Linked DNA regions of Homo sapiens: region 2 is linked to region 1. A link is an interaction called in ENCODE POLR2A ChIA-PET data of the cell type or tissue named here. Cell type or tissue: MCF 10A. All regions are shown on one strand. Each heading gives the region's core, and the rest is flanking DNA. Links, peaks and the distances in the headings are about the cores only. Region 1 has its middle 150 kb from the start of FGF13-AS1. Region 2 has its middle 300 kb from the start of F9.

Region 1 (5,388 bases), core at 214-5,213:
ACCAGGAGCCACTTTTACCACCTTATCTGTCTTGAAGAGTCAAGTTGAATTTCTGAAATCGGAGGAAGCTTTGTATAAATCTAATGTCTACCTAATCACTGGAATTTTTTGTCCACCTCCAAGACTGGATAAATCTATTTTTGGGTAGGGCAGCAGGAGTCACTGAATGAAAGGTGGACAAATGGTTCAGATGAACAGTGGCAAGAGTGGTTGTCAGAGGATAGAGGTCATGTGCAAGAAGGGAATGTACCAGATTGGGTAAAATGGCAGAAAACATTGCATTAAGCCAGGGAAAAAAGAAACCCATTCCCTTTTCCTATCTTAATGGGCTGGATTCTTTGCAGGTCTCCTTTTCCCTTCATAAAGCTGGTACCCCATGGACGCATTGCATCCTCATCACTTTCTTAGGGAATCAGAACAAAGCTACCCACCTATCTTACTGCTGGAGTCCTGTGGGAAGTCATCTTTCATTCTTTCTGCTGTCAACTGCACATACAGCCACCATCCTACTTGAGGGAGCCCTGGGAATAAGTGCATTTGATATAACAGTTTTAATTTTCCATCCAAAATATCTCAAATTAAAGAGATTTTATAAGCCAGCGTAATGTGTTGCCTATACAGTGCCACTTCTGGTTTAAAAAAATCAGTGTTTCTAGCTCTTTTGCCAACATAACATCAAGCTACTGTTGGTTGACTACTCTTTTTTTTTCTGTTTTGCTTGAATTGACTGACATTTGAGGTATTGAGGAGAGACAGCCTGAGACCCAAAGCTGACCCATTAACTCCCAGATGTTCACGATTTCCGAGGAAATGTTCTGTGCCTATGGTTACTGTTCTGATGACTCCTTGAACACTCTCATCTTGGCACCTTTTGCACTTGCTAAATTCAATTTGAAGAAAGAACAAAAGACAGGGAAAATTTTGTGGAAAGCAATTATCCTGCACTTTTATGACCTTCATGTTTTTCCCATCATGATGAATTTTGGGGTTAGCACTTGTATCAGTCAGCATGTAGCTTTCACTAGAATTTTGTTGTGTGTTACAGATAACCAGTCGTATCTAATTAAACAATAATGATGCCAGTACAAGGCATTTTCTGGGAATTAATGACCAGCTGGGAAAAGCTGATGGCTGGAGAGTCAGCCAAAGGCTATTAGCTTCAGTCCACTATTAATCTCCAGAAATGTCAATTTGTGACATCATTGTTGGTACTGAGCAATGAAAATGGAAGACAGTTTACTGTTATCTGTCACGTACTTCTGAATAACAAATTCCTTATGCATTGTCAAAAAGTCATTTTTTCTCTTTTATCCTCCAATTGTCCTTCAGTCTTATAATATGTTTTCTATACAGCAGTGGGTGAAAATGGAATTTCTCAGTTTCCATATAATCATGGGTGCTTCTTTTTTTAAAGAGTTCCAATTTGGGGAGTTTTATTTAAATATTTTGGATGGTAAAACTAGAATTTGTCTTCAGCTGTGATGCTGGAATTTGATGAGTGTCTATATTATCATAACTATCTGCTCATGGCAGGAAATGGTTACAAATGTTTTGAATAGCAGCTGTTGCTAGCAAAGATGTGCATTCAACAACGAGATTCTAAGAAGTTATAGTCGCATTCCTAGTAGATGAAGGGAACTCTCTACGGAAAAAGCTATCGTGGTGTGTCTATGTAATATTTTTGATTGCTGCTGCTGAATGCTAGAGGGAAATAGAGAACTGACTAAAATATCAGCATCACCATCTTGCATAATTTAATGAGTTATAAAGGAAGACAACAATCCCTCATAGAGTCAATCTATTAAGAACTTGTTCTAAACTCATAATACTAATTTAAAAGTTATGTTGGTTTTTATACTATTTTTTCCTTGACATGAAAGGAAATTCTTAAAGCCCCTTAAGATCCCAGCCAATGAGCTAGGAATGTTTTACCCAACACAGAAGCTTCATATCCCATCTAAATTCAGCCACCATTTGTTTATTTATTTATTTTTTTTTTTACAAACACCACGGCATTATTCACCCCACAAGAAATTTGCTAGTAGTATCAGTCCTCCTACATGCGTGTTAAGTGTATGCATTTCGGGTAGTAGAATGAGTCAGCTCGTCATTAATCAAAGCTTTGGAGGCACTGACTCACTTCTGGTGAAATGGAATGGCCTCATTGGGAAGGGTGTGAAAGAAAACAATTCATGCTGGGGTCAGTTCCCTGTTTCTGAAAATGCAGATCAAATTTGCACCTATTTTCATGGAAGGTTTTCAGAATAGAGAATGTAGCAGTGAACCCTATAAAGGCAAATATCTTGCTTTTGCAGGGAATAAAAATAATAGTGATACAAAAACACTAGTGATACACTTAGGAAGCATATAAAGAGCCTAGAAAGAAAAATGTGGACTGAGAGGATCCTGGTGTATACCTAAGGCCAAAATTATTAAACCAGGCCTGGCTCTTTTACAATCCAACAAGGTAGTCCTTTGACCAAGCGTTGTTTCGTAGGCTCTCAGCTGGAATCTCTTGTCTTCATTAAGGGGTTTTGAACATCTGAAGAATGTTTGCAACAGCTTCAGTTCTCTTTGGAAATCAAAAGAGTAAAGAGCAGTGACTGATTCTTCTGTCTGTCTCCGTGTATACTGCTTGGAAGTAAGGCCCTCACCAGGAGCAGACCAAGAAAAGAAACAGAAGCAAATTTACTGATAATTGGTGGATATTAGCCAGTTTAACCTATGAATACTTATATTGTACTCAATCTGAAACCTATAAGTTCTACATGGTGTTTATTTAGATACAACATGAGCATCCATATTAAAATACGTTTTTGCACTTTGGGTATGATTTAACACTGTTTTCATTGTACTAGCAACAGAGGTATATATAGTCGAGTAGCTATTTCCACGGCTTTAGTATTTTAAACTAAGCCCATTAAAATAAAATCGCCAAGCTATTAGATGTTTTTCTTTGAAACTTTTCTTAGGGCTGTTGTTTCTTTAGTCTTCCCTGGGAGTATATTTGATTTAAGACATTCGCTGCTTTTCTGAGGCTCTAACTTGAGTTCATTTTGTTATGTGGTGACCACAGTTCTGGATGACGCCCCCCCTGGCACACAGGAATACATTATGTTACGACAAGATTCCATCCAATCTGCGGAATTAAAGAAAAAAGAGTCCCCCTTTCGTGCTAAGTGTCACGAAATCTTCTGCTGCCCGCTGAAGCAAGTACACCACAAAGAGAACACAGAGCCGGAAGGTTTGTGCACGACAGACGCGTGTTTTGCTTGTTTTCTCTCATTCTTCTTTCTTTCTCTTTCTTTTGGATTGTGCATTGCCCTCTGGTGTGCTGTGTGTTGTTCAGGCCCTGCCATAGCTAGGAGGCCCCCTGGCTGGCTGGTGAAAGTGTTATACAGTCTCAGATGGGACGCTGTATAATATGGTCATCTCTGGCACAGCGCACAGCGTCACCCTGCTTTTCACAGCTGAAACATTTTCAGTTGCTGTCATTTTACTGCCCCATTTGGGCTGGCAAAGTTGCTTGCTTCTGTAGCCAACATCTGGCCAATTCTGTTCCCATCACCTTGCATTCCTGAAGCAGCAGTCAGCTGAGGAATGAAACTTCTAAAATGAAATAATGAGAAGATTGTTTCAAAAATTTTCAACTCTCCTTCACTCCATAAAGCTTTTGCATTGCACTTGAAGAATGCTCATGATCTACTTAGTTTGCTGAAGCAGGCCCAGATTACCTGTATAATGCACGCCCCGTTGCACTTTGCCATGGTAAAATGCATGCCTCAAGGAAACTATGAGTAGTTTGTTTTTTCTTTTCAGCTCAAGTACAGGTTTGGACAACTCTACTTGCTGTTACTTAAACTGAGGTTAATAAGGTACTCATTGCAATCCATATCACAAATATATCTTCAAAGTATTTCATCTGGCCAGAAATGGTATTTATTCATTGTTTCCAACATTTTTGCATCTATCAAAGAGAAATATTTTTCACATTACAAATAAAATGTGGTAAATTTATTGCCATCTGTTTACATTCCAGCTTCCAAAATAACTTCTGAGAATTATAATGTAAATGCTAATACTTGTTAAACAGCCCATTTTCCCCTCACATTAAATATCACTGAGGCAGTTTACCAATGAATAACATTTGGAAGTGACAAAATTCACCTGTTCTTTGGCAGTTGGTGTATACTTTTGCATTAGTGGTTTTTGTATAATTTCTAAAAGCGACCTTGTTTCTATTTCAAGTTGCCCTTTTGCATCATTATGGGAATCCTTATGATAATTGTCTTTCTGATATGGGAGAGACTGGCATGTGGGTTAAAATTCGGTGAGTAAATAAATTTCTCCAAATGCACTCTAGTCCGTAGTTTTGGAAGCAAAACTTCACAACTCAAAGTTTCCCCTTTTCTTCTTTCCAAATAGAGTTTAAGACAATCATTGGCAGAAAATGAGAAGCCTACATGTATCTGTGTTTAATTCAGCCATAGAATAGAGCACTCATATTTATATTCTACCCATACTTTTGGTGTCTAAACTATTCACGTTGAGTGTGACCACCGACTTCCACATATATTCATCTGGAGGTATAAATGGTGAACTTTTACAGTGAGTAAAAGCAATCATTTGGTTGTTTAGTGGAGAAGATAACTAACTTTATTTTGTACTTTAATGAAACAAAAAAATTTTAACCAGTGACAATTACTTTACTATATATACTACATTCCAATATTTTCTGCTTTCTTTACTCTAAAAATTATAAACACACACACACACACACACACACACACACAGTTTTTGTACTTGCAAATCAGCCTAAAAATCAAAATTTGGTTTCGTTAAGAAAAATAAGCCAGTTAAGAAGCAGCTGGTTAAATTCGCTCAAGCAATCAGTTACATAATTAAAATATTTTTAACAATATTTCAGATTTTAAAAAACAGTTAAGACCCCATTCCTTTTATTATTACATATAATTTTGACAGAATCTGTTATTTTCAAGTACCATCTGGAGTGTATTGTAAATACTGTTATGAATATTTTCAGATATAGAGAATTCTTAAGAGAATAGGTAGCAGTTAGACTCTCTTCTGCAAAGTTAGGTAGTTTTTGATCTGTCATTTAATCCACATATTGAGCTGTTGCCATTGTGTTTAATGGGGCTGCCATCCTTTCACTTGTGTACTGTGATGATGGGCATTGTCTTCTTTCAGATTGGAGATTTTCCTCAGTCTTGCCCTCCTTCCAGGTCCTCCTGCCACGATATCAAAGCTAATATTTCTGTCTTTATTCTTATGAATGATTTGTAACTAGTATTAAAGTCAGAGGTTTTCTGGGATGACATTTAAATACTATTTGCAATCTTACTGTACCCCCTCAAACAAGATCCC
Region 2 (5,388 bases), core at 257-5,256, 370 kb before region 1:
ATAAGAAGCCACTTGGGAAAATGAGGCTAGATAGAATAACCTGCGTGATAGAAGAGGCAGAAAAAAATGGACTCCATATGAAACAAGAAAAGATCAATTTACCCTCTTGGCTATGTTGCCATCTCACTACTTTTGAAAGTTAAATTCCACTTAGGAAAAAAAAAAACTACAACTTATTAATTGTCAAGTCTCTGCAGGCATCTGACACTCAATTTTGGATGTGATGGTGACAACTACTCTGAGAGGACAACAAGTATTATTGTTACTTTCATTTTACCAATTAGGTTACTGAGACCTAAAGTCTCACAGCTGTTGAGTGATGGAGCTGAATTTTAAAGTCACCTCTGAAAAGGTGAAATACATCTACAGATACATAAATGCATTTATCTGAGTGATAACAATTTTCCTCAGATATTCCAAGAATATTATGACTTATTGGCTGAAGAATTCTCACCGGAATCTTCTGTTCTTATTATCCTGGTCTCCTCTGAGGTGTCACCTTCCTGGGCAAGTCTTCCTTGACACTTCCCTCTAAAACAATCAAGCAAACAGGTTGGACAAGGTGCCTCCTCTCTGTACTCTATGCCACTGTTTCCAAGTGATTTCCATGCCTTATGGTCTGTTCATACTTATTCTTCCTCTACCAAACAAACTGTGAACAACTCAAGCACAGGTACTATATTCTCTCCATCTGCATATCACTGGCATCAACCACAGGGCCTGGTTTATGGGAAGAACTCAGCAGTGTCAGATGGATGGATGGTTGGGTGGATGGATGGGTTGGTGGGTGGATGGTTGGATGGATGGATGATGGCTGATGAATGATAGCTGAATAGATGATGGGTGATAGATGAGAGATGGTGGCAGAGTTTTTCCAAGGTCAATAGATCCAGGCTTCTTTCATGGTTTGAAGCTCATGATACATTAAGAAAACAAGTGATGCCAAAATAGAGTCACAACACTTGTATTATGTTTAAAATATTAACATAGTAACAATTTTAACATGCACTTAAAATATCACTGTAGTTCATAACATCATTTGGATTAAATGTATTATTATCTATAAAGGGCTCAGAATAGGGTCTCATACCTAGCAAGTACCATGTGGCTGTTCTTGCTGTTGTTGTCATTATTGTCAGGTAATGACTAGTCAAATATTTAATTTTGAGGTCCTCTGTGAATATGCGGGTAAGACCTAGATTCCTCCTTCTTTCGCCTTCCTCACTACATTTAATCAGCCCTGGTTGGCTAAATAGAAGGATGACTCTTTTCTTTGAGGAGTAGTCCCCATTTAATCCCTTTGCCTCATTCCTGAAAGCCCTTATTGTAGATGTATGTTGGAAGAAGTTGGTTTAGCTGATAAAGTATATATTACATTTGGTGAAAACAACAAATCAGCTTAGTAACAGCTGCGTAATAGTAGAAAGAACACTGGTCTTTCAGTCCCAATATCTATCCCTGACTCTGTTCCTAAGACACTATGAAACTTTGAGCCAACTCTTTCTCCCCTCTGGGCCTCAGTCTTCTTATCTGTAAGACAGGGAAGAGAATCAGACCAGATTACCCCTGTGGCTCACTTGAGTTTTGGAAATGCTATGAATCTCTGAATCTACTGGTAAGGCAGAGTGATCAGAACAAGAAGACCAGTAACAGTCCTAGATTCCTAGGCAAGTAGGATGGAGAAGGTCATCAGGCAATTACAAGTGACCTCAAGCAGTGAGGAGGTGCACAAAGATAGCATGGTTTACCTCTGTTTACAGGCTTTCCGGCTAAGGGTGTTCTAATGAGTGAACAGATGCTTTTAGAAAAAGGCCTTGGCTTTTCTTGTCACCTTGGGGTGTGTATGCTTGTGGGAAGGGGGGTAGAGCAGAAAAGGAACTACCACTTTTGAGTGTCTACCATGAACTAGGTAGGATGCTAAGTATTTACAAACACAATATTATTATCTGCATTTTACAGACAAGAAATCTGAAGCTGAATGAGATGGAATGACCCCAACAGGCTGATAGACAACTTTTCAGTTTCTCATTTCTACTCTCTGACTTCCCTAGTAATACGAGAAGCCAGACTCTGCCTGGTGGTACTCTGTGGAACATTTTATCCTTTGTAATAGCAAATATTTATGAAGGAGTTTGGAACAGCAGAACAAAACACACAAAAACAAACAAACTATGCACACTTGCTTAGTTCATGACACATGCATTTTGCTGCTCCCCAGCACATGACCAGCTTCAGGCCCTGCTTTTTTATTATTATTTTTTGAGACGAGGTTTTACCCTGTCAACCAGGCTGGAGTGCAGTGGCATGATCACAGCTCACTGTGGCCTCGAATTCCTGGGCTCAAGCAATCCTCCCATCTCAGCCTCCCAAGTAGCTGGGACTACAGGCATGCACCATCATGCCTGGCTAATTTTTAAGAAAAAATTTTGTGGACACAGGGTCTTACTAAGTTTTTCAAATTCCTGCCCACAAGTGATGCTTCTGTTTTGGGTATCCCAGCAGAGGAGCATTTTTCTCTTAGTTCTGTGAAGAATTTTGTCACTGTCCCAAACACAAAGCAATAATCCCTGAAGGACATGCGGATCGTCTCAAGGAGGTCTCCACCAATATTCCTCTCCCATCCACATCCAAGGCTGTTTCCTCATCTCCTGCCTTGACTCATTCCCCTCAAAATTTTCCATGTGTGTTATTTTCCCCAGTCTTGTCCTCTGGTGAGTGCTGGTGAGCGCACTTTGGTTATTTCTGCCTACCCAGCATTAACCTCCCCATCTTCTGATGACATTAACTTTTCATTGAGGAGTCATTTGGCCTCTCTTCTCACTCCAACTAGTTTGGGTGGGATTCATGCCCATCCATCCCTCAGGCATAGGCATGTGGGCCTGGCCTGGCCTATTGATAAATTCCAGCCACTTCTCCACATTGATGGTTTAGGATTAAACATGGAACTCAATCCAGCTCAATGGAACTCAATTCTAGAGTTTTGGTTGGAATTATTGGAAAATAGATCTCTTTTTAGTAGATTTATATCTCTGAGGTTATCAGAAAGGGGCCAGTCTGACAGGGAAAGCCTGCTGAAATTGGGCTTCTGTTATTCGCAATCAACAGAGAGAAGTCCCTCTCTGCTATTCTCCCTCACCTTTCCAACCACAAATACATTGGCCCTTTGATAAGTTGCCCTGATGACATGCAGACCTCAGCCTGAGAAACCTAAGCAGCTCCAAAGCTGGTTTCCTCCTAAGGCCCATGCCGTACACCTCTGTCTCTGCCTTTATGGATTCTCCCACCAAGAGAGCTGTTTTCGTCTTTTACCTTACCCCCTAACCTGTACTCCCCACCTCCAGCATTGCCAATTTTATTGCTGATCCAAGCTTCTAGTAACAAACGTCTGCTGCTTCCCTTGCAGATTTCATATTCCCAGATGGCAATTTCTGTGTCTATTGAAGGCATTTGATTAAATTTATTTAAATGAAGGATCATATGGCTTGTAGAAGGCTAGGCCCCATCATTTACTATACCTGGCACTTTGAAATGCTTAGATATATAACAAATGATAACAAATAAAAGTAGTTCCTCTAAGACGACTTGTTTTGTATGGCATGTTTTGTATTTCTGGAAAGGGCATCCAGACAGCTTTAGATTGGAACTTTAGGTGATGTCTAGAGAGATTTAGAAGGTGCTGCTGTTTCTTTTGTTTACTTAAAATAAGTGATATCACTTTATATCTTCCACTAAGTGCTCGCTGTGTCCCTTCTCTGTGCCAAGCCATGTGCTAAATGCTAGGGGTACTGAGAGGTAGAAAAAGAGAGAGAGATGAACAAAGAAGGTACATACAGTCCCCAAAGCACACACATTGAGTATTTGTTAAATGACTTGGACAGGTTACTTAACTTCTCTGGCCTCAGTCTCCACATCTGTCAGCTGTTTCATTTCCTGTCTTTGTCATAGTAGTGTCGTGGAGAACAAATGGGCTCATGACTGGGAAAATACGTCAAGTTTCTCCAGGTGGGAGGTGGGAATGGGAGTAGCCTGGTAGTCGGTCTTAGAATTTCCAGACTGATCCAGAGTCTCCTTGTTTTTGACTCTACCTGTTTCATGCTGCCCAAGGGCTGAACCTATCCATACAAGGTCCCAGATAAGGAACTCCTGGAGAACAGAGATCACAGGGAGCACAGACCCAGCATGATCACCTTAGATATACTCACAGGGGCAGGAATGAGGAGTGGGGCACCATGACACCCCAGGTTGCTCAGTGATTTAGCCTACAGATTGCTCTAAATGAGAGGATGTTAGACAAACTTAGCCTTCAGCCTGGTGAAGCCACTACATCCTTACTGTACTGCTCAGCAAAATTGGACATGGAATTCCAAAATTTATCTCATGACCTTCACTCACTCCTAAATGTGTTTGCTGCAATCCCTACTGCTACCATTTTTTGGCTGCTCCAGCCAAAACCTAGGAGTCATCCCTGACTCCTCCCACTCCACCCCTGCTTCCAAATAGGCACCTAATTCTGTTTATTATAGTTCCTAAATTTTTATCAAAAGTGTCCACTTCCCTCCATCTTCATTCCATCCCCCTATTCCAGGCCACTGTAGTCTCTCACCTGGCTCTGTAACTCTCAGTCATTTGGTCCCCTGCTTCTTTTCCTATCTCCACCATTCAAGTTCCCACAATGTTGTCAGTAGGATATTTTAAAAATGCAAATCTGAGCATATCAACACTTTGCTTAGAACAATTTAATGGCTTCCCACTGCCTTCAGAACAAAGTGTCTACTCCTTACCATGGCGCATAAGGCCCTGTATAATCTATTCCTTCTCTGCCTTTCTAACTTCATCTCATGCCATGCTTGCCCTAGTTCTCTGTGCTCCAACTACATTAACCTTCTCTCGAGGTTTTCCCCAATTCAGAGTCTTCCTTTTACTTGAGAGGATTTCCTTTCAATCCCCACCACTTCACCACAAATTTCCTTTAGTTTCTGTTTTCAATGGATATATTACTTCCTCTTAGAAGCCTTCTCTCTATGAATGCTCAGACTGATGAATGCTCAGACTGGGAAGATCTCTCTCTCTCTCTCTCTCTCTCTCTCTCTCTCTCTCACACACACACACACACACACACACACACACACCCTCAGTATCCCATATATCTCCTTCTTAGCATTTCTCAAAGTGGAGTGAGATGAACGTGCAATTAGTTGTGTATATACTGCCCCCATCTTTCCCACCTTGAGCTTTCTGAGGGTATTGACCATGGTGTTGCCCACTCCTGGGTCTGGAAGAACTAGTCAGGGCCTAGCATGAGCTTGGCCCTAAGCAGGAGCACTCTGACTCATCTAAGTGCTATTAGTTTACTAAACCAAGTGACTTCAACCCCTCTGTTTGCCATAG

The links. Peaks named below come from ENCODE experiments on the same cell type or tissue, not always from the same donor. Only the 100,000 strongest peaks of a DNase experiment are listed, where the experiment ranks them.
Region 2: POLR2A ChIA-PET joins it to region 1 with 6 read pairs; 2 of 35 experiments call an interaction of 5 or more read pairs at or near these places.

Annotation. Positions count from the first base shown.
Region 1 is chrX:138,855,368-138,860,755 of GRCh38, reverse strand. It overlaps a transcript of FGF13 not described here. Among named protein-coding and RNA genes, the nearest start is that of FGF13-AS1, 150 kb to the right of the region's middle. In MCF 10A, for the core only: no CTCF peak of the experiment used is centred there; a DNase peak (open chromatin) is centred at 2,105.
Region 2 is chrX:139,228,072-139,233,459 of GRCh38, reverse strand. No RefSeq gene overlaps it. Among named protein-coding and RNA genes, the nearest start is that of F9, 300 kb to the left of the region's middle. In MCF 10A, for the core only: no CTCF peak of the experiment used is centred there; no DNase peak of the experiment used is centred there.